Regions from separate parts of the Mus musculus genome. Here regions 1 and 3 are each linked to region 2. The links are chromatin loops, found by intact Hi-C in ENCODE. Cell type or tissue: heart. All regions are shown on one strand.

The links. A loop is a pair of places that touch in the nucleus more often than their neighbours do. Peaks named below come from ENCODE experiments on the same cell type or tissue, not always from the same donor. Only the 100,000 strongest peaks of a DNase experiment are listed, where the experiment ranks them.
Region 1: a loop joins it to region 2, with 8 times the contacts of the local background. A loop is called at or near these places in 17 of 42 quality-filtered maps.
Region 3: a loop joins it to region 2, with 2.0 times the contacts of the local background. A loop is called at or near these places in 4 of 42 quality-filtered maps.

What each region holds. Positions count from the first base shown.
Region 1 is chr17:86,901,953-86,909,952 of GRCm38, reverse strand. No RefSeq gene overlaps it. Among named protein-coding and RNA genes, the nearest start is that of Tmem247, 11 kb to the left of the region's middle. In heart, CTCF peaks have their summits at 14 (motif pointing left), 3,618 (motif pointing right) and 4,534; DNase peaks (open chromatin) are centred at 3,632 and 4,462; H3K4me3 peaks cover 294 bases; H3K27ac peaks cover 1,998 bases; H3K27me3 peaks cover 1,260 bases.
Region 2 is chr17:86,532,716-86,540,715 of GRCm38, reverse strand. All of the region lies in intron 10 of Prkce (protein kinase C, epsilon), which reads right to left. Among named protein-coding and RNA genes, the nearest start is that of Gm30284, 92 kb to the right of the region's middle. In heart, a CTCF peak has its summit at 4,723 (motif pointing left); DNase peaks (open chromatin) are centred at 595, 4,425 and 4,685; H3K4me3 peaks cover 1,221 bases; H3K27ac peaks cover 3,433 bases.
Region 3 is chr17:86,613,775-86,621,774 of GRCm38, reverse strand. Prkce (protein kinase C, epsilon) reads right to left here. Exons shown (of 15, transcript NM_011104.3): 12 at 1,745-1,883. Among named protein-coding and RNA genes, the nearest start is that of Gm52297, 52 kb to the left of the region's middle. In heart, no CTCF peak of the experiment used is centred here; DNase peaks (open chromatin) are centred at 2,984, 3,694 and 7,315; H3K27ac peaks cover 1,141 bases.

The DNA of each region.
Region 1 (8,000 bases), 370 kb before region 2:
GGCCAATTCTGCCCTCTCGTGGCCTGCCCTTGTTGAGCGGTGGCTCAGATTTTCCAGGGATTCTTGTCTTTCTGCAGAATGATCGGGCCACTCCCTGAACCCACAGACCCTCGGGGAAGGGTTTCAGCTCCAGAGAACTTCTGATGGCAATCCAAGCCTGTGGGTTTGTGGAGGTCTGTGAGGAGGAGACACAGAGGCTGCCACTGGGAGCACCTGGGGGCTGGACCAACAGGCCGAAGTGGATTGAAGGGCATTGACATGAGGGCCACCAGTGGGAAGCAGTCAGTGGCTGCCCCAGGAATATGGCGTGTGGAGTATGGCCATGGAGGCGTCTTCTAGCCACATGTTGAGGTCCTCTGTCTAGGTCAGCACATGGAACCATGAAAGCTCGTTCTCAAAGCGAAGACAACTGCCGTCCGGCTCACATATGACAAGTTAGGAACAACCATGAAGGCCCACGGGTATCACCACATTGCCCACACGACCTTCCAGGAGGCATGCTGAGCCGTGGCTGTATGTGCCTGGCCTCACTTTGGGTTGTGAGTAGAGTGTGTGTGGCCCTACGAGGACTTGGAGGGGTAAGAGCTGGGGACTGAAGTGAAGGAAAAATAGAAAGGAGTCAGGACAAGGGGATATGGGGCTTAAGGATAACACGGGAGAAGCACAGGCACACGGGGCTTGAATTGGGGTAGCAAGTGTGCTGGGTTCCCAGAGTTGGTGTGGTGGGGTTGTGTGTGTGGGGGGTGATATTAGACTGAATGTAGTCCAAGGCCCACCTGTGCCCTTCAGTGCTGCAGGTAGCTTAGAGGGCCCTGGATGGATCAGCATCTCCAGAAGCTAACCAGACAGAAAGATGGAATGGTAAGGCGCTGTCATCCCATGCCTGTTTGGATTTTTCTAAGACCCCCTGGAACCTGAGTTTGGCAATAGTGAAAGCGCTCAGCCTGTGTTTCTTCTCCGCAAGCTCTGGCCCTGTCCTGTCCTTTAGATTGCCCAACTCACATCCAGCTCTGACGTCCTTGCTAGGAAATCCAAGGTGCTGGCTAGAGTTGTAACCCAGAAGGAGATCCAGTGTTAACTGAAACACACAGACACAGAACCGGCCGATAACAACGCGGGCACAACACTCACCATGTATATTTGTCTTTACACTGAACTGAGGCTTCCTGAGCCAAACGCTGGCATTTAGCTGTAGAGGTAGAGTTGGAAGGGGGTGGGTGGGGAGATGATGCTTGGGGTTAGAGGACGCCTTCCCAGATGGATGCTTGTGTCCCAAGACAATTGTCCACCAGCTTAAACGACAAGCCCCAGACAGCTCTGAACGGAGTGTCCTCGGGCTGGTTTTACATGCCTTTGCTTGCTGGAGGGATCAAGCGGCTTGTGTTAGCCAAGCATGGCAGGGCAAGCCTAGAATTCCACTGCTTGAAAGGGGCGGGCAAAGGCTGATCTGTCCAGTGACTTTGGTTGGAACCAGCCTGGCTACTCAAGAGCCTGTCTCAAACAGATACACAAAGGCTCACATTTCCAAGAGGGGCATGAGTGCAGGGGTTGACCTGTGTCGACAGGAGTTTAACCTTGGCTTTGCTTTCAGATAGCAACCCTGAGGTACCTTTTCCCAGGGGGATCGTCTCAGGAGGCCAATCTGAGGTCTGCAGCCTGAAGCTCAAGTGTCTCTGATCGTACGAGTTTTAGGAGTTCCCTCCACTGTGCTACATAATGCTGGATACTTGCTGTGGTGGATTTGGTTTAATGCTTGTATTATGTTAAATGGGTTCCCAAAATTGCAGGAGGACCTGCATCTAAAACCCTGAGGATTCCTGCCCTCGTTTGGTTTTCATTGGTGAATAAAATGGCCAGCGGCCAATGGCTGGGCAGGGAGACAGACATGGGACTTTAGGATTTGAGGGCAAAGGGACAGAGAGGGGACTGAGAACCGCTGTGTCGGGAAAGGAGAGAGACCAGGCCCGAGGCTGCAGGAGGGAGAGCACAGCAATCATGGAAGAGCCGGCAAGAGCGGCCCCAGCCCCTGCCCCCATTGCAAAGATTGGAATATAGATTTTAGTAAGTGGCCAACTGTCTCCACTTACTTGCTTGGGATTAGAGGACAGCCCAGGCGTATTGGAGGGGAGAGTGTCAGCCACATGGAAGTTTGGAAATGTCCCAGCCATTTGAGTGGGATTAATCGCCTACCACGACAACTTACAATTCACATTCACATAAGGTGGGGCTAAGAGTCTTGAAGTAAATGAAATGGGAGCACGTTGGCTTCCGCAGATGATCTAGATTCATCCTCCCGCATGTGCTCTCCGTCCCCTGCTCCCGGGGAGCTGCGGCTGAGCACTGTGCACTGACTCTGGGACCAGTCCGGAGCTCACAAGGAGCCTGCTTTTCCCACATTGGATTCGTGAGAGTGAGGGTAAAAAGAATCTGCAGAGACTACCTACCGTACATCCCTGACCTTGGCGCATGCTCCTTGAAGCTCTGAGTATCGTCCTCACTGCTTACTCGCACATGTCTGTTTTGGTGACTCCAGGTCACAGTCCCAGCAGGAGGTGGACCAACTCTATTCAGTTCTAGATAGGCAATGTTCTCAGTCTGTCCCAGGTGGTTTGAAAATGACCTGGAGGAGTTGTAAGTTCTCTGGGCATAGCAGCTGGGACCTTGGCATTGTGCCCTGGTGTCAGTCATGTATCAGAACATGCATGTGACCATATTTTATCCCCTCTGAAGAGCTGCTGTGGTCATCCCTGCCTGTATGAGAAACTGTGGATCAGGATACCTAACTGATTTCACATGCACACAGCTGTCACCTGGCAGGGTGGAGATTTGAAACCAAAGCTGGTTTGCTGTAAGTCTGATTTTTTTTCTTCCTTTCACCCTGTGTTCTGTTTCACACATGTAGATCTAGTCAGGTCTGCAGAATTATCTTGATAAAAAAAGCCATAACCCCCCTCTCTCCTTTTTCCTCCTGCCTCCTTATTCTATTTTATTTTGAGACAGATTCTCATATAGACCAGGGTGGCCTTGAACTTGTTATGTAGCCAAGGCCAACCTTGAACTCCAGACTCTCCTGGCTCCACTACCCTGCTGCCAGGATTCTAAGCCTCCTAGTGGCCACCTTCCTAACTGCGTCGCTGGATCTATGGCTGTGAAGGAGCAGTGTTTTGATTCCACAAGGTGTTCCTTAAGCATGTTTATCCTTTCTTTCCCCCACTGTCAGTCGGTGCCAGCTTTGCCACCTCCTCTGCATGGTTCCCATTGCTCTGAGCTCCAGCTCTTTGAGGACTCCGAGCAGGCAGCATCTCACTCGAATGTACGGACATCTTCCATGTTTGACCCTAGACTTCAGGCTTTCTGGTTTAGAGACTATGTGATGTGTGCCCATCACAAATCACATCGTGTACAACACGACAGGCCACTTACACATTAAGGTGTAAGGTGAGGTACCCCGGACGTGATTTCTCAAAAGAAGTGTTTAGCACGTCTTTGCCATAACAAATGAGGCTCATTGTTGCGCTCTTGGCATTCAGGAGTAGTTCATTTTGGTCCTCTCCAAACTGCTTTGGGTTTGCGCTAAGAAGCCCTGGCCCGGCTCTACCTCGGTAGCAATACTGCTTTTGTCCAGAAGATGGCGAGCAAAGCCAACAGGAAGGAACAAAGTTTATTAGCGCCTGGCGTGAGAGAGCAGTTAGCTCTTCTCATAAAAGAGACAGGGATGGAAAAACGATTTGCCAAGGTTTATAAAAATGCACTGAGGATAAGGACTGGCCTCGAAGGCAGGGTTTCTGGCTGACCTCTATGAAAGTCAGTAGTTTAGAAAGGGCAGCTGAAGTAGAAAGATCACAGCAGCTTGTGACTGGGTCGTTCTTCAAGAGCCTGCTTTAATACCTTCAGCAACTTCTCTCTAAAGCAGAAACAGCCGGGGAGTATGAGCAGGCCAGGGCACCATCCTCCTCTGAGACGCTCACTGGCTTTGGAAATCAGTCCTAATTTCGTGCTCCTTGGTTAACTCTCTAGTCTACCGGAAGCTTCCAGGGGCTTCATGGTCATGTTTGCACGGGTCTTTAAACTGAACAGAGGTTGGGAAAGACATACTGATTTGAGCTGACTAGAAAGAGGTAATAGATCGATGGGGGAGGTTCCAGTCGGGTGGGAATTTGCCAAATAGCATTTTTTAAAAAGAAGCTGAGGAGGCCAGCCAAAGCTCTAGCTTCAAAGTCAGAGTAATACAAAGTAAGGTCAGCCAGGGCAAGGGTGTGACCCTGGGAAGGGGTAAAATACCTCCCCGAGTTTTACAGAGACAGATTTCTAAAACTATAGCCACCTCCCCCCAGCCCCCATTTTCTTGTGACCTAAATCCTCCCCTGAAGCGGAGCTGGGCTCTAGGCCAGGGTGTCAGTCACGGACAAAGGCGTCCTGTTTCGAAGGTCTGGCCACTGTGTTTGCCTGTAGGGGCCAACAAACGCTGTAGGCCTCCCCCAGCCGATAACATAGAAATCCGCAGAGTTCCTCCCAGGACACTCGCAACACTGCCCCCTCAGGTTTCTCCAGCACGGTGACAGAGCTGTGTCCATAAGGCCGCTTGATTCTGGTTGATTGTATGGTGGCTGCTAGGTTGTTCTTCCTCCAGCTGACTCCATTCTGGCTCTGTTTGTTTTTCCTAGCTGACTGGAAAGCCTTTTTCTCAGGGTTTTTTTGGACCAAGAGTGAATGACATCCCAATGTGGCCTGTCCTCTTTCTCTCTCTCTGCCTATTTTATCCTCTTGCTTCCCAGAACTTTGGTACATCTCTGCCTTTGTCATTGAAGCTGAAGTGGCAGAGGACATTGCCGGGCTGGGGACCCATTGCTGAGCACAAGAGGGAAGATGGACCGTTCAGCTTAGTAGGAAGTTTCTGCTCCTGTGGAATAGAGATGCTGACATCTGCCCGTGATCTGGTCACAGAGAATGCAGAGACAGCACAAATGGCAAATGGGTGTACATTGAGGGAAGGGTGTACATTGAGGGAAGGGTGAGAGAATGGGGTGAATGAGTGTATGTCAGGTGGGAAGAGGGGGGACAGAGGCACAATGACGGGCGTCTGTGAGACATCTCCAGGTGTCAGGAGGCGCAGCCTTCCGCTTACACGAGAGCTGCATGTGTACATTTGGGCGAGCACTGTGAGGAGCGGTATCAGGAGCCGCTGTGAGAGTGGTGACAGAGCTCCGGCCATTGCCCTTGAGGGAGCAACTACTTGGCTGTGTGGAAATAAGCATTAGGAGAATTAATGTGGCTTAAAGTAGAGAGGAATGGAAAAATCCAGGGGGAAGGGAACCGTGAGTTCTGGGCTACAGTGGATGATAGGGAGACTAAGAAGGTACCAGGGGACAGATGTCAACCACATCCTGCAGGAAAAAAAAAATGACACAGGGCCCTGAGAGATGAGGAGGACTATGGATTGAGGAAGACATAGAGGGTCATGCCTGTGTGTGGGTGTTGTCTAGGAAGTCACAGCCTGCTGTGGCCAGAAGGCTCGGCTCTTAGGTGACCACAGAGGGACCTTATTCATGTGGTTACTGGTGTAAGGAGGGAAGTGGAGCCCATAGGCAGATGCGACCTTCTGTGGCTTCCTCTCACACTCTGGGCTCTTGTTCCTTCAGTAGTTACCCCTTAGCCTGACTGCACCCTTGGCTCAGCCTCAGTTGCCAACCTGCTTAGCTCTGATCACAGCCTGGGACACAGCTCTCTTGGCTACACTTCGAGGAAGGCAGGTGTTCTGTCCCTCAGTGCCAGGGCTCAGCTGTTTTGAAGGTGGGAAGGGAATGTGGCCCTGTTTGGAAGGCTCTGTTTAGGAAGTGAGACCAGGAGCTTTGTCAGAGAAGGGGAGATGGGTGGGGTGGGGTGGGGGAGAATTTTCTGGAAGTTTCTTCTAGTCTGGGCTCTTTGAGGCAGCTGCTTATATGATGGATGGCGACATTTATTTACTGCAGTTTTCTAGGGGTCACAGATCCCAAACAGATGTCCAATGCCCTGCAGGGAACACTGGTGGCATTGTGAGGGGGACATTTTTATTCTAAGTGAGTCACAGAGGCAGGGGAAGACAATGAGTCAACTGGGAACTGGCAGGAGATAGGTGTAAGGGCCATGGAGGAGTCGGGGGCGGGGTAAAATCAGCCCAGCCTGGCGCTCACTAGGACTTCCTCTCTGCCGCTCTCGTTTGTCAGCTGTGTGGTGAGGTCTCTGCACTGCAGCTTCTCCAAGCTCCTTTAGTGTGGTGTTGGCCGTCCACCTTCTATTTATGCTGGGTCCTCAGCCTGGTGTGGAGTTCAGGCATCAGATCGGGGAGGGGCCATAAAGACTGTCCTCTCAGGACAGGGCAGTCCCAGAGCTGACAAATTTGAATGTGTGAATAGGATTCTGGACTTCTAGTCTAGCCTCGAGTTCTTTTCTAGCTCTTATCAAGTTAAGAAAAGGCTTTGAAAAGAGTATCCAAGGCAAACATTTCAAATATTATAAAAAGCAATGGAATCCTTCTCTTAAAGGATATTTTATATGGAACGGAGAGAAGGCAGATAAAACACATCTGTCTGGGTAGCAGGTTTAGAGTATACGCAGCAGACTTGATGCCTGCCCGACTCCCAGGCTCCTCCACAGAGCCTCTGAGCAGGGTAGTCCACACCCAAGGGCCAGATGAGCTAAAGGCAGGCGTAGAGACTCTAGATTCCACGTTCCTATGGAAAGTCCTCTAGAAGCGAGAGCCAGGGAAGTCTCCCGTGTCTGCTACAAGACTGGTTGAAGACAGCAAACATGTGTCCATCAAACATCACAGCATGGCCACTATGGAAGGACCCTCTCTGCACCACCAGACATTTCTTTCAGCACTTAATATTAGCAAAAGCTCACACTGTTGTTTCTCAACTCTTTGTTCTAGAACGTCAAGGCTAGACTTTCCTCTCTGCTTTTCCAGATTGAGTTGCTGATCACAGACTGGCACTTCCCTCGCAGGTCAAGGTTCCTCTGCGTGTCTCCCTGCCCCTAGGATGCTGGACTGAAGGTGAAGTCTGAAGGCGGATAGACGGGAAGCCCTCTACGTGCTGGCTCTTTCAGGAGTACTCGCATTTCTGGGTGTGGATGTCTCTAGAACAGGGACCCAGTGCCAGCCCTTGTTCTATGAGTATCATGGCATAACAGTGGTTCTTGGTGTCCCTTTGATTCTGGGGCTGCACATTTGACAACATTCACTGTCATTTCCATTACAGCCAGGATGGCAGGTTTGTTTGGATCTGATGGTCATTTCTGATGGCCCAGCCTACCACACCCATCGCTAATCTGTAAATACCTAACTCTACAGGACAATGTAAAGGCCACAAGCACTCGTGTTCCTGACCCAGGTCAGCTTCCTCAGGAAGTAGGATGCTTGGATTGTCCTTCCGTTCCTTACGGAAGAGACTTCGGTTTCAGAACTTCGGTCCCCATGCCCATGACAGTGATAACCTCACTCCCCCATCACTATTGGGGCTCTTGAGCATCTGCATGGCTCCTGCCCCTCTCAATGACTAACGTCTATTTCAGGATTTGGAATCCATCCTCCCCGTATTACAGTCTCCTCACAGTTGCCATGGGGAGCAATAGCAGAAGTTCCCTGCCATGACAAAGTCATGGCTGCAGTCGAGGCATGTGGAAATGAGACAAGGTCCCGGGTGGGGTGCTTCACGTGCGAGGAAGGACAGAGCACCTCAGCTTTGCAGTAGGAGATGTGTCTAGGCAGACGGGCAGTAGCAACCTTTAACAGCATGGCCCTTCAAGAAGACTGCATAGACTCGAGACTGCTGATGTGGAATATGGAAGGGTGGCAGCTAGGGCTGAGACAACTTCATAGGGTCTCTACAAAGGGCCTGGCACTGCTGCTCAAGGGAAGTTACACACACATACACACACACACACACACACACACACACAAATATATGTATATATGCATACATATATATTTATATGTGCGTTTCGATATATAAAAATTATAT
Region 2 (8,000 bases):
AGTCACTCGGCACCGATTCCAGTACAGTTTGATGATATAACCCTCCCTTTCGCTCGTGTGTGATGTTGGATGAAACCGGGACTTCACTCACGCTACATCCACGTCTTATAACACTGCTCCATGCCCTGCCAGCATGGGGGTATTAAGGACCAACTGGGAATTTATCTTTTGAAAGAAATCTATTGCTTGAATGATACATTTTTAAGATACTTTAAGAGTCTGCATTCTTGAGTACTTCAGTAACATCCAACTATTTTGCAAGCAAGGTAATTAAAAATTACTCATCTTTTTATTATTTTTAATCTCATCTACCTGGAAGCAGTTTATAGCAGTTCTAACTCCTGACCATGTATAGAAGCAACACCGCTTCTTTGAATGCATCCACAGAACCGGAGTCAGCCAACAGCAGTTGTCCTTTGTCATGTATCTCTGTTTGGATGAGATAAAACAGTGCCAACTTGGTCAAAATACCAAAAGCACGGACTGAAACAAATATCCGCAAGCACTTCCCTCTAACCCTGAGACAGACCTCGCCGCAGAACTAACTATTCCACCCCATCAATGAAGCCTGCGATGCGGTTCCCACGGACTTCTAACCAGAGGTCAGCCAGTGACAACAGTTGCCTGCCGCTTACCAGCACAGACAGAAACTTCTGCCGTGCTGTGGTCATCTGGAAGGGAAATTTATGAGAGGCAGAGACAGATGGGTCCGTAAACTGCACCCCGCACAGCGGCGATAACTTATTTTCACAATTCATTTGAACACAATGTAACGGGTAATATGAGGTGGCCGGATGAGCGTAAGTCTGGAGTTCTGAGCTGAAGCTGATGGCCTCCTGGCCTCTTTCCCTGGTAACTGCAAAATCCAAATGCCAAAAGGCTTTGACCAGTTCTATCCTTCCTTATCTATTTGAGGAGCAAGGGAGGGAGGGGAAGAAGGTGAATCTCACATATGTGGCTCCCAGCCCCTAGGGCCTGGAGGTGACTGCAGCTAAGCAGGCATCCCCATGGGTGTGTTGGGGAAACAGATCCAGCGAGACAAAGAGAAGGAAGTCACAAAGGTTTCCGCTTCCCCAATGTTACAGGTTTTATCTCATCATTCAGCAGCCTGGAAGTCTCTCCCCTCTTATGTACCCCCTTCTATGTCAGGGCCTGCCACCTTATTCTCTCCCAGAGAAGGACCGAGGTCCACTTGAAGGCTGGATCTCCATCTCCTCGCCCTTTAGAACGCTACACAATAGCAGAACCTGGAGGAACACTGGACTTTTGCAGATGGGCAGACAAGAAGGAAGGCATACTCTTAAAAGGAAGGGCAGTCCTAAAAGGCACACTCAGGGCTACCAGCTCCAACTGCATTAGGCAAGAGCAAGCAAGCTTTTCAGAAGACGGTATGGCCAGCTAAAGAGCCATTCAGTATGCTCCTGGGATCAGGAATGGAACTTACAATGTCTATGATTACTTATGGACTGGAAATACAATACAGCTATTTTATGGCAACTTTCCTGTTGGAAATAGTTTAATTTCTCTTATCTTTCTTGCTTGCCTTCACCAATGTTTCTGATGCTTCAAGGGCTGGAGAGATGGCTCAGGGATTAAGAGCACTTGTTGCTCTTCTAGAGGGCCTCAGTTTAGTTCCCAACATCAATATCTACACCTGCATCTGCATCTACATCTACATCTTCATCCGCATCTACATCTACATCCGCATCCACATCTACATCTATGAGAGGAAACTCCCTGCTGCCCTGTCTTTAACCCAGCTCCAGGAAATCTGATGCTCTCTTCTGGCCTCCAAAGGCCACACACACACACACACACACACAGAGAGAGAGAGAGAGAGAGAGAGAGGGGGGGGAGGGGGGAGGAGGAGGGGGAGGGGGAGGGGGAGGGGGAGGGGGAGGGGGAGAGGGAGAGGGAGAGGGAGAGGGAGAGGGAGAGGGAGAGGGAGAGGGAGAGGGAGAGGGAGAGGGAGAGGGAGAGGGAGAGAAACTGGAAACTCCAGGAGGCCAGAGGCATTATCTTGTCTTTGTGTGCTCATTAATAAAAGGGGGAGAGAAAGTGGGGTGGCACAGACCTTTAATTCCAGCATCTCCGAGCTAGAGACCGAGATGAGTTCCTGGCCAGCCAGGCTACATAGTGAGTGAGACTCTTGTCTCAAAAACACTCCACAAGACAAGATCTTGACCTTGAAGATAAAGACCCAACAGAAGTATCTAATTCTGGAGTGGGCAAAGCAAAGGGATTCTGCTGACATCTGAAAAGCCGTTTCTCGGAAGTGTAGTTACAGTTTCAGCACGCATGCCCTGAAGTGCGTGGTCCCCGCACGCAGATGGCCTTCCCGCCTTCTGATGGACAGAATTAGGTAAAGCTTTCACTAGCTGGGCGATGCTCACCCTCCAACCCAGGAGCCTAAGAGGACAGGAGAGGTGACTGCGTGCTGTTCGGGGAGTCTCAGAAAGTGGTCGCCTAAGTGACACCTACTTCCCCCCTTGTTGGGAAATAAGGAATTTCAAAAGAATGTGAGAAAACAAGACAGACTAAACTATTGTTTTGGACTAAGGTTCTCAGTGGACTTTCAGAGATAACCACTTCCATATGACCAAAGCATACTAGATAGACAGCATTCTTTTAAGGTGCAGGGTTCAAACAGCCATCTCTCCCATTTTTCTTTCTTAATAGACACCTTTAAAAATTAGGGGGGGGGGGGAGTGTGTGGCAGTGTGGATAGAATCCAGGCTTGGCCACACCACCCGAGCCTCTCCGGTGGCCCCACAGACAGAGCTCACTGGTTATTGCTTAATTCTGTATCGTTCAGGACTATATCACCACTACTGATTGCCATTTAAAAAAAAAACCTATTGAATAGGAACAATTTGAAGAATCGCTATCATAAAACATCAAGTCCCAGCTCTGAAATCGGGCAGAATTTAGATAAAAAATTTGGAAAGGTCAAGAATGTCTAAGGGTCACATAGATTCAAGCATGATCTTGCAAGTTTGGAAAGTAGGTCACCGTCCCCCTCCTTCATATTCTGGTTGCAAATGACGTGTACCGCTGAAGGTCTCAGTAGCAACAGCAATGGCTCCGCCCAGCCCTTATCCCCCATACTCATGGGTAATGGCAATGTCCACAGCCTGGGCCATGACAGAGACACGTGCGAGGATGAAGGAGAGCATTGTGTCACACTAAGGATCCCACAGAAAGAACCTGGCTTGGTGGATCACAAGAGCAACAGAGCCAGAAGAGGCACTAAAGGGACGGCTGGTGCTTAGCAGCCCTTGTAGCTACTGCAGGGGGCTTGGGATCATATCCCAGAACCCACAAGGTGACTCACAAGCATCTGTAACCACTCCATTTCCAGGGAATCCCACACCCTATTCTGACCTCTGCAGGGACCATACATACATGTAGAGCACAGTCATACATGCAGGCAAAACACTCATACACACAACATAAATAAACAAATCTTTTAAAAAGGTACATGAAGTGGGGGGAGAGGGCGCGTCAGGGTGCTTGTGGGGTGACACGTTGTTTACATTTATGATATGAACAGTAAATAAATAAAAGATAGTCTACTAAAACTGTAAATAGAGTGCTGCCTTCTAAAATACTTTCTGTTATCAGTATTAGGCCAGCGCAACATTTTCTAGTTCCCACTGTATGAACTGTCACCAAAACCAGACCATAGGTATCCTAAAAAAATGTTTCCCTAATTCTTCTATCTAATCTAGAAAAGCGATAGCATTCAGTCAGGCTCTGCATCGGGTGTGGGCTGCCGTAACCAGAGCCCCTGGGGCTGGGTTTAAACCCTTTGTTTGCTAGAACTGCCCCTCCGTCATCACCAAATACCTCTTATTAAAGAAAGTATCAGCAGAAGGAAATCTGATTAACTGGTGACTACCAAAGAGTACGGAGTACGGAGGAATGCATCGCTGCGATATAGGCAGCTTCAGTTATCAAAGGAATGAGGCTGAGTCTCTCAGGGAAGTTAATGATTTCCATAGACACTAAAATGTCATTAGCCAGTGGAGAATCTGAGGACCCACGCCTGGGACAGGTATTCACAGAGGAAGGGAAATTCTGTGAAGTCATTACAAATGTATCTCCCGCCCTCTCCCCGGGTTCCTATCGTGAGTTTGATAGGAAAGCGCTGCTCCCGTTCCTACCGAACAGGAATCACCCAGAAGAAAACAGTGAGACCTCAATCGGACCAAACACTTGACAAATTCTTTCTTGTCAGTTTTCAAGATGGTCAGAGTAGCACGGTAGCTGGGCTCTCTATCCTGGGAGCGCGGTTTACTTCTATTTAAAATAAAAACAAACAAACTCGGCCTGTTTCATAGAGCTCCAAACAGCTCTGTCCCCACCGGGTGGGGTTTAGAGCGCAGCTGCAGACACTGTAGTCTGCTTATGAGCTCAGAAATTATTTCAGCGTCTTCGTTTCAAACAGACAAAAGTAGGACCAGACAGGGCAAGCTTCTACGGCTCTGCTTTTTGAGAGCTAGTCCTACTCTTATTTTTCTTCCTGTCTAACTTTAGAATTTTGTATATGAAAGGAAATATTTGCCAATACTGGAAACCAGAAGCTTCAGAGTGTATCCTTCTAGAACGGCACCCGTTTGGTCACCTCGCTCAGTTAAACTATTTTAGGTCTCCAGTCTCCTCTTCCTGCCTGGATGAGTCACAAAGACCCACTTGCCTTGCTAACTACTCTCGCCACCTAGTGGCTGAAATGGTTAACTGCAAGATACTTGGTAAGGTCTGTAGGGAGAAAATTGTTCGCTTTTCTCCATTGGGCATTTTTTTGTTTTGTTTTGTTTTTTGTTTTGTTTGTTTGTTTGTTTTGCTTTTTCGAGACAGGGTTTATCTATGTAGCCTTGGCTGTCCTGGAACTCACTTTGTAGACCAGCCTGGCCTTGAACTCAGAAATCTGCCTGCCTGTACCTCCCAAGTGCTGGGATTAAAGGCGTGAGCCACCACTGCCCGGCCCCTTTAGCCATTCTTAATGTGAATGCTAAGAATCTATCTAGTAAGATGGAGAAACTGCTTGAATATCTATGCATTTTGTTTAAGTGCATAACATGTACATTAATCCTTCAATTTAGTGAAAAGGATACAGGAAATGAAAGGACCTATGGTCAGGAGTGGGAGGGGAAATGCAATCTGCCAGTAAGGAGAGCATTGCTGTGGGTCTCAGAGAACCCCAGGCAGCATCCTTTCCGGCTTTCCCGTTTACTGCTTAGTCCTCAGTTTGTGTCCTGTTTCTAATTCCCAAGCACAGCTTTAGCAATCTAGCGGGACGCTCATGACACACGGCCCGTGGCTTGCAGGAAGAGACTGACTGGATGGAGCAAGCCCATCCATGTGCCAGGAAGACCCACAGGGAGACCACAGCACACTCCCTGGCTCTCAGCCCTGCCTTCCATCTTGTCTTCAGCAGGAGCCTTCGTCTAGCTGGCTCGACTCACGTCCCCAGCCCTCAACAGCACTGTACTCCTAGCAAGGAGTATTTAACTGAAGAGTGAATGGGGGCAAGGTGCCAACAGGACACTCAGGACTGCCAGCCCTGTGCTGAGGTGACCAGGTGGCAGCCCCGATTAGGTGCCAAGGAGGCACTGAAATTTTCTCTAGCATGCATTTTTTTCTTTGTCATTCTGGGTATCAGACCCCGGTGTTCAGGCATGCTGGACAGGTGCTGTCCCATTGAGCTACCCCCCCCCCCCATCCTCAGAGCTAAGCCCAGGCCCCTGTCCACACTAAGCACAGGCTCCAGTACTGAGCTCCACTCCAGCCCGTCTACAGGAACCATTTTAAGGAAGGACTCAGTTTCCATAAACTGACTGAAAGGGCCTCTCTGGGACACTGGGCTAACCACAACATTGGCCAGGGAGGAATCAGAGACAATAAAACAAACTAATTTTTCAAAAACAAAAAACAAAAAAACCAAACAAACAACAACAAAACAAACAAACAAACAAAAAAACAGAATGAAGAGCAAACCATTACAGAAACAAACAAGCAGACCTTCTGTCTGACTGTAAGACTGACAGGTTCATCCGTGAATCCTTGGGTCCCGGGGATGAACACCAGGTAGACACCAGTGAGAGGGTAGAGGGACCCTGGTGAGCCCAAGGTCTTCTGGCTCTGAATCCTCTGCCACAGTGGCCTTCAGGGACCTGGGAGGCAAAGCCATCTTTGTGTGCCTAGCATGAGAGGGCACCACTGATCATAGTGGCTTTCCTGTCTCCCTCCAAAAGTCTCTCAGTCACAGTGACTGTGTGGTCACCTGGGCCATGGTGACTCTGAGACCCACTTCAAGCCTCATCTACAGTGGGTGTCATGACGTATTTGTGAGCAGCAATGATATTCCAGTATAGCAGGCTCCTGGGCTGTTCACACAAAGCTCATGAAGAGGCCAGCCTGTGTGACTTCACACATCATGACTGGAGCAGGAGGGCCTACACTGGTTATCCATTTTGTTAACTTCAGTTCTAAGGGGACTGGAAATACATTTCTGTAATAAACCACTATGTCCTTCAGAGAAAATATATGTTGGACCAAATGGCCCTTCTCTCAACTTCCAATAGTGAATAATTCTGAGCCCAAGAAATGTTCTCATATTCATTAATAAAATATAGAATATGCTGGTGGTTGGGGTGGTGGCACATGCATTTAATCCCAGCACTCAGGAGGCAGAGCAGGGAAATCTCTTGTCAGTTTGAAGCCAGTCTGGTCTACAAAGCAAGTTCCAGACCACTAAGGGTTATATAGTGAAACTCTGTCTCAAAACAAAAGCAAACAAAGAAATGAACGGAACACAGAGTGACTACCATTCAGTTTATTCACTCCGAATGTTTGCTCCCTTTAGATGGTAAGGTTGCAAATGTCCAACCCTGAGCGGAAAGCGATAAGGAGACCTCGTATATTAACCAGACGCACCGTCACCGGCATTCTGAACATTCAACAACTCTTGCTTGTTTGCTTCAAAAATAATTCAGATGCTGCCTTAAGCAGGCAGGTACGAGAGGCAGGCCGGTGGCCCAGGCCAGACACAAGTGCTTGAGAATGCCACAAGGGACAGGCGTAAGGGCAAACAGTCAAGGGCGAACTGCCTCTCGGATTGGCTTATCTCTGCAAAGACCCCATGAGTGAGGGCTGGCCTCCTCCAATCCCGGGGACCTTAAAGATGTATTCTTTTCAACCAGGCAGTGGGACGCTCTGTGCTGTATTGGCTAAGCCATGTTGCTGTTTAAACAAGGTACACGGAGAGGCTCATCCCTGAGTGACGTAAGAGGCTCCTGCTGAGGCAGAAGATTCTTCTGGCCAAAAGGAAACCAAGTGCAGATACATGGAGAGCACACTTTTATTTGAGCTTATCGTTTTAAGTGGTTGCAGGGTTATTCGGTGTGACCTAACCCACGGAGTTAGGGACATCTAGAAGGACAGACGGATTCCATTGCTATAGCGAGCAGTCTTTCTGAACATCTTTACTAGATGTTTTCATCTGTAACCATCCCTCCCCCTCCCCCTGCCCCCTAATGCCTCTTGTCTCCAAGTTGGATTTCTGGGAATTAAAATCCCCACTGCCTGGCAGCTTTGGCCGAACTCTGGTTTGAGCAAACAATGACCTGGATTGGCAACTCCTTCCACCCTTGCCCAGCGAGTGCCAGGGTCGAGAGCTGGATGGGTTGTGAGGCCACCGGGTGCATTGTGTAATCGGCCATGGCCACTACATCCTAGACACTTGTGTCCTCCCAGGAGAGAAGAAGCAGAAGCTACCCCGCCCCCCGCCAGCTTTGTCTACAGCTCTGTGATTGATTCCCTAAGGCTTCCTCTAGATCAGTGAGCCAAGCAGCAGTTCATCAGATCTTTTCCCACTTCAAACCGAGAAAATAGTCCTAGGTTGGGTCAGAATCTACATGTTGCCTCTCCTGACGTTGCTGTCTGGGGCTCTTCTCCCTCATCTGCATCACAGTCATCACAAAAAAACGGCCAGTGGG
Region 3 (8,000 bases), 81 kb before region 2:
GGGTAGCCGCAGGCTTGCTATGCAGCTGAGGGTGACCTTGAACTCCCCAGTCTCGTGCTTTCACCTCCTAAGTGCTGGGATTACAGTCTTGCACCACAGGCCTGGTTTACGTGGTTGCTGGGTGTGCATCACGAAGGCTCTCCTCGGCCTGCTGATGTGTGCTCTGGGGGTTTGTATTCTTCCCAGGATGGACATGATAAAGATTCTCCTACGTTGAAACCCTTAGCAGGTCCATAGATCCTGCGGGATTGATTTCATGTTCCCGGCTCCTTTACCTGAATTTTGTTCATTATTACAAGCACTAACAAACCATTTGCTCTATCTCTACTATTTTTGAAATGTGTTTTATTTTATTGGTTAGAGTGGTGTGTGTAGGCCACATGTCACATGGCACACATGCACATGGAGGTCAAAGGACAACGCTTAGCCTTTGGTTCTCTCACCCCACCTTTGAGTGTGTTCTAGGGCTACACATGCTTTTACTTGCTGAGTCATCCTGCCAGCTCTCTAGCTGTGTTATTTACATTTCCTGAAAATGGCCAAGATGTTTTCATCCCGTGGCTTCTGGTCATGTTGAAATGTCTCTCATTCATTCATTCATTCATTCATTCACTCACTCAGTCAAAAGACCACTCCTTAGAACCTATGTGTAGTACCCAGATCAGAAACCCAGACACTGCCTTGAGAGGATTCGCAGCCTTGAGAAATGGACTTCCCTTCTCTGCACGCTCCCACTCTGATCCTTCTTGTTTTCAACAATGCTCTCCTCATCCCTAGGGTTAAAGCAAGCCTAAAATGTACTCTTTGCCGATCAGTTTCCCGGTCTTGGAAGCTCCGTGAAGCCTTCCCATATCCTGTGGGCCCTGTCCTGTTTTAGGCACCATTGCTCTGCTTGTTTCGGTGTCACTCTGTCTAGACCAAAAGCTCTCTTAGAAGAGCAGCCAGAGCCTCAGTCAGCTCCATGTCCATAGAGCTTTGTCTGGCAGGTGCTCAGATGATGTCCCATGGAAGCGGCTTTCTACACACGGGTAGTGCTTAATAGGCTTGGTACCTGCCTCCCATCTTACGTGTCTCAAAAACCATCGAAGGCATTTAATTAAGTGTCTGTGTGACTACACGGCTAAGTTTGAATCATTCATGCTAAGGACCTCTCAGTTTGGGTCAGACTGCTCTGGAAGGACACAAGACAAATGGTCACAACATGGTGACTCAACTTTCACACAGGTAAAGCTCATAGTAGACACCTCTGACCTTTGCTTACCCTGTCCTCATGTCCTATGTGCATGCGCACTCTACAGACTTGCTACCTCAGTGGAAATGGCAAAGCATTCCTGGTTTTGCTGTTTATCTGACATCTGGTGAAGTTACTTGGCTGCCTCTTCAGTGGGCTTTCAATGTTTCCATTCAGTAAGAAGTGAAAACTCTCCTGCAAGTCAACCGGTTCCTGTTAGTCCGAGCTCTGGCGGTAGCTCTGGGTGGATGCATGATACTTAGCGAGGACTTACTCAAGCATGGGGACTAGCTGGTCGCTCTCAGCTCACCAGTCCATCCTCACTACCACTCCATCCTTACAGAAAAATCATGAAACCATTTCCCTTCCTGTCTCTTACTCCTAGAATCCATCTGGCTTTTGCAGAGTCTTCTCTTGGCATCCTCGGATGACCCCCACATGCACGGCATTGGGTTGTTTCTCTGTTCTGACGCTAAGAGAGAGAAGCTAACTCTGCACGTGGGTGGGCCTTACCTCTGGAGCTATGTAGTCAGGAGTCCCACAGAAGGTGGTAGTTGTCACACCATTCATAATCCCTTCCTTGCACATCCCAAAGTCAGCCAGCTTGCAGTGGCCTTCTGCATCTAGAAGGATGTTGTCCAGTTTCAAATCCCTGCAACACAGGTCAAGGCCACATGGTTAGCCTCATACACACCACAGGGCCTTTCTTGAGTTAGAGAGAAAGAAGCACATACCCTAGGGACATCTCCAGTCAAGGCAATCTTGGAGTAGGTTTTGACCTGCCTCATTAACCTCAGGCTAGGGCCATTTCCCAGCTGGACAACCTTCAACAGCATTTACAATACCTCAGCAAAAGACAGGATCCTGCACAGAATCGGGGCCATATTAGGGTTAGAACTCATATTTAGATCCTTCTGTGAGAAAGGAGGTCTCCTCTGACCTCCATCCTTCACAAGTTAACTAGCTCAGGGGATTCAGGGTCACATATATATAGCATCACTGAATCAGGAAAAAAAATCCACAAGAGTTTGAGCTGCTGAGTTTGAGAGGGGGGAGATGACGGATGGTTGGTGTAGCCAACATCTGTTGATGTATGGCCAACAGCAGTGGCTCTCAGGGTTCGGTGAAAGCTAGCATTTGGACAGACCGTGAAGAGAGCAATCAAAGGAGATGGAAGGTAGAGGCAAAGGGAAAGAGGCCAGAGAACGGGGTTCCTGACCATAGTGAGACAAGACAGCTGTGTCTTTGAGGGACAACTTCAAAGAGTCTGAGATGCTGGAAAGAGGGATTTGAAATCCATACCAAGGGAGGCTGAGCCCTGCCTGCAGGAGCATGGTGCCTGAGCAAGGTCAATCTGGGTGTAACAGGTAAGAGAAATAATCTAGATCCAGATGTTTCTGTATAGGAGAGGTGAGAGTCACAGGAGCGGGCCAGCCTCAATCAAGGTGGTTTCTTTGAGGCCCATTTTAACACACCAGAGTTCTAAGATTTCTTACCTAGAAACCAGGTTGGTAGAAAATAATTTTTCCACCACCCCTGCAAACCCCAGGCCTGGCTCTGTAGAGGAATCTAGACTATGTGGTTGGAGTAACCATTCACATTGTGTCTCCCTCAGCAACTACTCTGGGCTATTGAGGTGAGCCTTGCAAAGAAGGCCTCTTCCCGTACAAGCAGAGGTCAGAAAGGGCCATGCTCATGTGCCTGCTGGCATCTCAACTTGAGAGCTCCAGGCATCCCATGGGACCCAGACTGGAGTGGAGGTGGGGCAGGAAGTGCTTCTGGACCTGCCTGCATTGTATCTGTGACCCTATTTCTGCTTACAGCTGGGATTCCTTGAGAAAGAAGCAATCACATAGAAAAGTGCTGCTCTAAGCAAATACTCCGGAGTTACAGAAGGCACAGTGAGCCCAAACAACTGGGCCACTGCAGCTAGCCACCGACCCCAGCCCTGGCAGCGAGAGGGGGCAAGGCTTGGCTCTGGCTGGGGTGGGAAAGCTGGGCTGAATGCTGGGCTGGGATCCAGGCTGTCAGGGTTTCATCACTGGCTGTGGCATAGCCCTGCTAAAAGTCACCTTGCTGGGCTGGTCCCCTGTCTGTCAGCTCGGGACCACACGCTATGTTTGTGGACTTGTTTGAAGGACCGATGTTTTGAAGTGTGTGAAAGGTGAACATCTTCGGCCACATCCTTTGTGTTAAATTCTTCTCTGTAAGAAGCAGCTTCCTTTATATGGGTTGAGCAAGGGTAATAGTAGTATGTCATGAGTCTAAAGACCCCCCCGAGTCCGCACAAGCCTGGTTCTGATCTGACTCAGGTTCCAGGTGGAGTAGTTTTGGCTCCAGCAGGCACCACCCCTCCTTCTCATAGGCTTCTGGCCAGTTAGGGACAGCCTCTCGTTTCTTCCTGCCTCCTGTTCTTCTTTCTCTAGTCCACTCCTCCCTGGCCTCTTTGCTTCCTGCCCTCTCTTCTCCCTGGGGAAGAAGCTGACCCAGCTGCTGTTGGATATGAGCAAGTCCTATGAGTGCCCTTGGCTATGACCTGGGTTGGCCTTAGCCAAAACACTCCTTCCCACCCTGTAGCCAGTGATGTACGGAGTTCTACCTCTGGCTACTTCCTCCCGTTCCCACTCTGATATCTGAATCTTTGAAAACTCTTAACTTTGCACACAAAACCAAACACAGGAAGGGTGAGTGACTGCTTTCTTTGGGGACAGAAGGTTTAGACAATCAATCCCTGGGAACCAGCCTGGGCTGCCATTAGAAGGCCATTTCTCTGGAGATTTTCAGTCTCACCACAAAGTGTCCATCCCTCTGGGGCAAGCTTGTCTAGTGCAGGGTTGTCAGGAGAAGCTCTGTGTGTGTGTGTGTGTGTGTGTGTGTGTGTGTGTGTGTGTATGTGTGTTGTGTGTGTGGTATGTGTGTGTGTGTTTATGTGTGTTTATGGGGAGGAAGCACTGAAGGACAGTGCTGTCCACACCCCCCTCCCCCGTTTCTTTCCTTCTCCTGTCCAGCAATGACTCCCTCAGACTTGTGGCTTTCCACTTCCCCAGGAGTTTCTCACCTGCAGCTTTTAGTGATATTTCGATGAACCACTAGGAGTCTGTAGGCCTCTGGGAGGGAGGAGGGCTGGGAGGTCCAGACTTGGCCCAGCTTTGCCTTCTCAGAGGTCCAGCTTTGGGGCAGGGGAGGGGTGGGGGAGGCAGGGGTGAGTCTTTCTACCTGGAGAACTCCCAGGTACTCAGTACCCAGCTCAACACAGAACAAGTATTTAGCTATCCTGACCAACAGTTTTTCAGAAAGACAACTGCCCAGGTACCAACCTCATCTTCTTCGTCCTCAAACACGTGCGCATATCCATAATCTGGGACTTTTTTTATGTTTCAAGAATAAGGCCTTTAGTTGTCCCCCTTTCCTTATAGATGATCCTTATAGATGAACCAATGTGATAACCTTTATTTGATTTATTGCCAATGCCATCCATGTTTAGCCTTTTCAGTGGGTCACCAAGCTGTCCTCCTTAGAGGCTAACTTCCTAACCTTCCATTGGCAACAGGTGACACTTTGCCATGGCATGCTATGCTGCCAAGCTTCGGTGTGTGCCAGGTTTAAACAGTGTCTCAGAACATCCTTGCACCTCTGTAGAAGTTTTTCAGCATTTGTTTTCATTATGCTTAAGGTGCTGCAGTCGGGGTGTGTAGGGGTGTGGGTGTGTATGCCTATGTGCATGCATGCACGCGCGCTTCTTCACACTGCGGCAGTTGGTTTTCGAGAGCGCTTCCCCATTAGGGCCCAGACTTGGTGCAGGGTTATTACTTGACTTTGGTTGTAAGCTACTGGAGTTTTTACTAAGATCATTTATTTTTACTTAATTCAGTGGATATTCCGTTTTACTGGTTTTGGCTTCCATGTCTTAGGTTGAATTTTCCCCCCCCTTTTCAAGTAATCTATATATTCTGCTAATGTTTCTCCCTCTTGCTTTACCTTCATTTTTATAAACATAAATCATTAGTGCACTTATTTATTCTGACAGAAGTTTGAGATGCACTTCCAACTCTCCTTGTTCCTAGAAATCTGGAAGCAACCTGATGTTTAGTAGCCATCGTTCCCCATTGAATGGAAAATTTGCATATGAAAATGGAGTCTCTACTGCACCTCTGCCCTTCACCTCTGCCCTTAACATTTTTCTATATCCCACTTCTTAGTTATCGTAGATTTATATGCTTAATACTCCGTGTGGCTGGTCTCCACTTTCAAATTTTCCTAGCTCTCCGATTCTTGTTTATTTTTCCATATGAACTTTAGAGTCGTCTGTTTATACATATTTTTAAGTCCTGTTGCTGGTTTTATTGGGAACATGTTTAAAGTTATAAATTAACTTGGGGAGAGCTGATAGTTTATGATGCTCAATCTTCTTGGTCAATAACTATGTTTGTCTTTCCATCTGCTCAGATCTTATCTGTGCCCTTTAGTGATTCCCTTGTGCCGATCCTGAGCCTTTTTTGTTGCGTTTTATGCCAGGTTGCTGATTGTCCCAAATGCCCTCACTTCCTTAGGAAGCTGCACAGCGATAAACTAAAATTCAAAGTCTCCTCTGGGGCTGAGCATGGATGCACGACAGTCACATGTGTGGCACTTTTTCTCTCCTCTTTCGCTCTCCTGTCCTGCATGAGGCTACCGTGCATGGTGTTAGCAGTCGCTTTTAACCACCAAGACAAGGATCAAGCCCTAGGAAGGGTTGGATGACTCATAGACAACAAAGACAGAACCATGGGGCTGACTGAAGTCCTGCTGCGTCTCATCTCTATGGTAACTAACTGTACCTGAACGTACTGCTGAAGGACACAAGCTATTGTTTGATATCTTCAGTCTTTCCATAGATGAGTCGACTCTTCTCATTGCACCTTTCCGCTATATTGAATTCTCTTAGTTTTTGTTAAGAAGTTTTCCCATGGACCCTTCTGGACTTTTCAGATCATCTACGGCTAATGGTCACATCATTCCTTCCTTTTCAGTGTTAAGTTTCGGGTTCATCTCTCTTGTCTGACTCTCCATGGACTAGACTCTCAGGAGCAACTCTAAATCAGGGTAATCCTGGGACTGGAAAGATGGCTCGGTCGTTAGCACTGCTTGTTCTTTTGGAGGAACCAAGTTCAGACCTTAGTACCCATATCGGGCAGCTCCCATTGCCTCTGGGTCCTTCTAGCTCCAGGGGACCCGACTTGCACCTCTGGCTTCCTTGGGCATCTGAACACACGTGTCTCACACACATTCATAAATTAAAGCAGGTCCTGTTGGTCCTAAGCACCTTCAGAGCCTTTAATTCTAGGAGGGTCATTCCCAGAAGTGTCCCTTAGGCAGAATCCACATACATAGCTTTTGCCCTCCGAGGTGCTCTCCTTCCCTCTACGCTAGACTGACAACCCGTGAGGACTTCCCAGGAGCCACACTGCTTTCCCTGGCTGGTCAGAGGCCCTCAAGGATACTGGCTGTGAACAATAGGGTAAGAACAGGTCCTCAGTCCCAAGCTGGCTCAGGATTTCTCAGCCTTGGCCTTTGGGGAAGAACTCTGCTACGCTGGCTGTCCTGGGAACTCCCGAATGTTTAGCTCCATCCCCGGTCCTAGGGTTAGATGTTATTACTAATTTTCTCGACTTAGGATAGTCAAAGATGTCTGTGGACATCCAGATGTCCCTTGTAGGGCCTCGAGCTGACAACCATCATTCTAGTGGAAGTAACACTGATCATGATCCAGTCATGGATCTGAGCTGGCCCCTCATTCACGCAAACAACAGGACATATAGATCGGTCTGGAGTATTTGTTTCGTTATCGGGAGACAGGAATCCTGGCTGTACTAATGCAGGTAATGTCTGGCACCATCAAACCTTGAAAGCAGATGGGAACGTGAGGGTCAGAGGGGGCAACTCGTCTGAGGCCTCACGGATGGTGACTGATCACCTTTACGGAGACTTCGCGAAAGATGAGCTGGATTTCCTGTGTGACACAGAGAAAATTCCACTGGGCTGGGAAAAGCAGGCTGTGGTGAGGAGAGAGCCACAGGGCCTGGGGTCAGAGCCACTGACAGGGACAGACTTCTTTAGAGGCAGGATGGCATATCCAAGGCTCCCCTGGGGCAGGAGTGCAGACCTCTTCCAGAAAAAACAAAGGATGTCAAGAAAGGAAATTCCCAAACCCTGTACTTAAAAACCCATCTGATGAGAAAAACAAAATAAAATCTAGCAGTTAGTTTGGGGTGAGGGGGAGGAGCCTGACTTCTAAAATAAATATGTTTGTTTCTTTAGTGAGGTGGGAGAGTAGGGAGAGGCCCCCAAAATAAGCTTGCTGTGAGGGAGCCAGAGACTGGTACAATACTGAAAGTTATCGTATGGATCTCTTAGTATCAGTCTTGATGAGAGGAGAGAAGGTCATATTATATGTAGCTTTAACAAAAGGACTCCTCAGCCAGGTATGGTGGCACACACCTTGATCCTGGCACTTGGGAGCCAGAGGCAGGCAGATATCTATGAGTTTGTGGCTAGCCCGGTCTACATAGTGAATTCCATGCCAATCAGGGCTTCGTAGTGAGACCCTGTCTCAAAAAAATACAGAAATCGTATGGTGTTTTTAAAGATGTTTGATTCTGTTAGCCAGGCAATAGCTGGCCTTTAAGGAGGCACGCTTTTAATTCTAGCACTTGGTACTTGGTAAACAAAGCCAGGCAAACCTCTGAGTTCAAGGCTAGCCTGGTCTACAGAATGAGTTCCAGGACAGTGA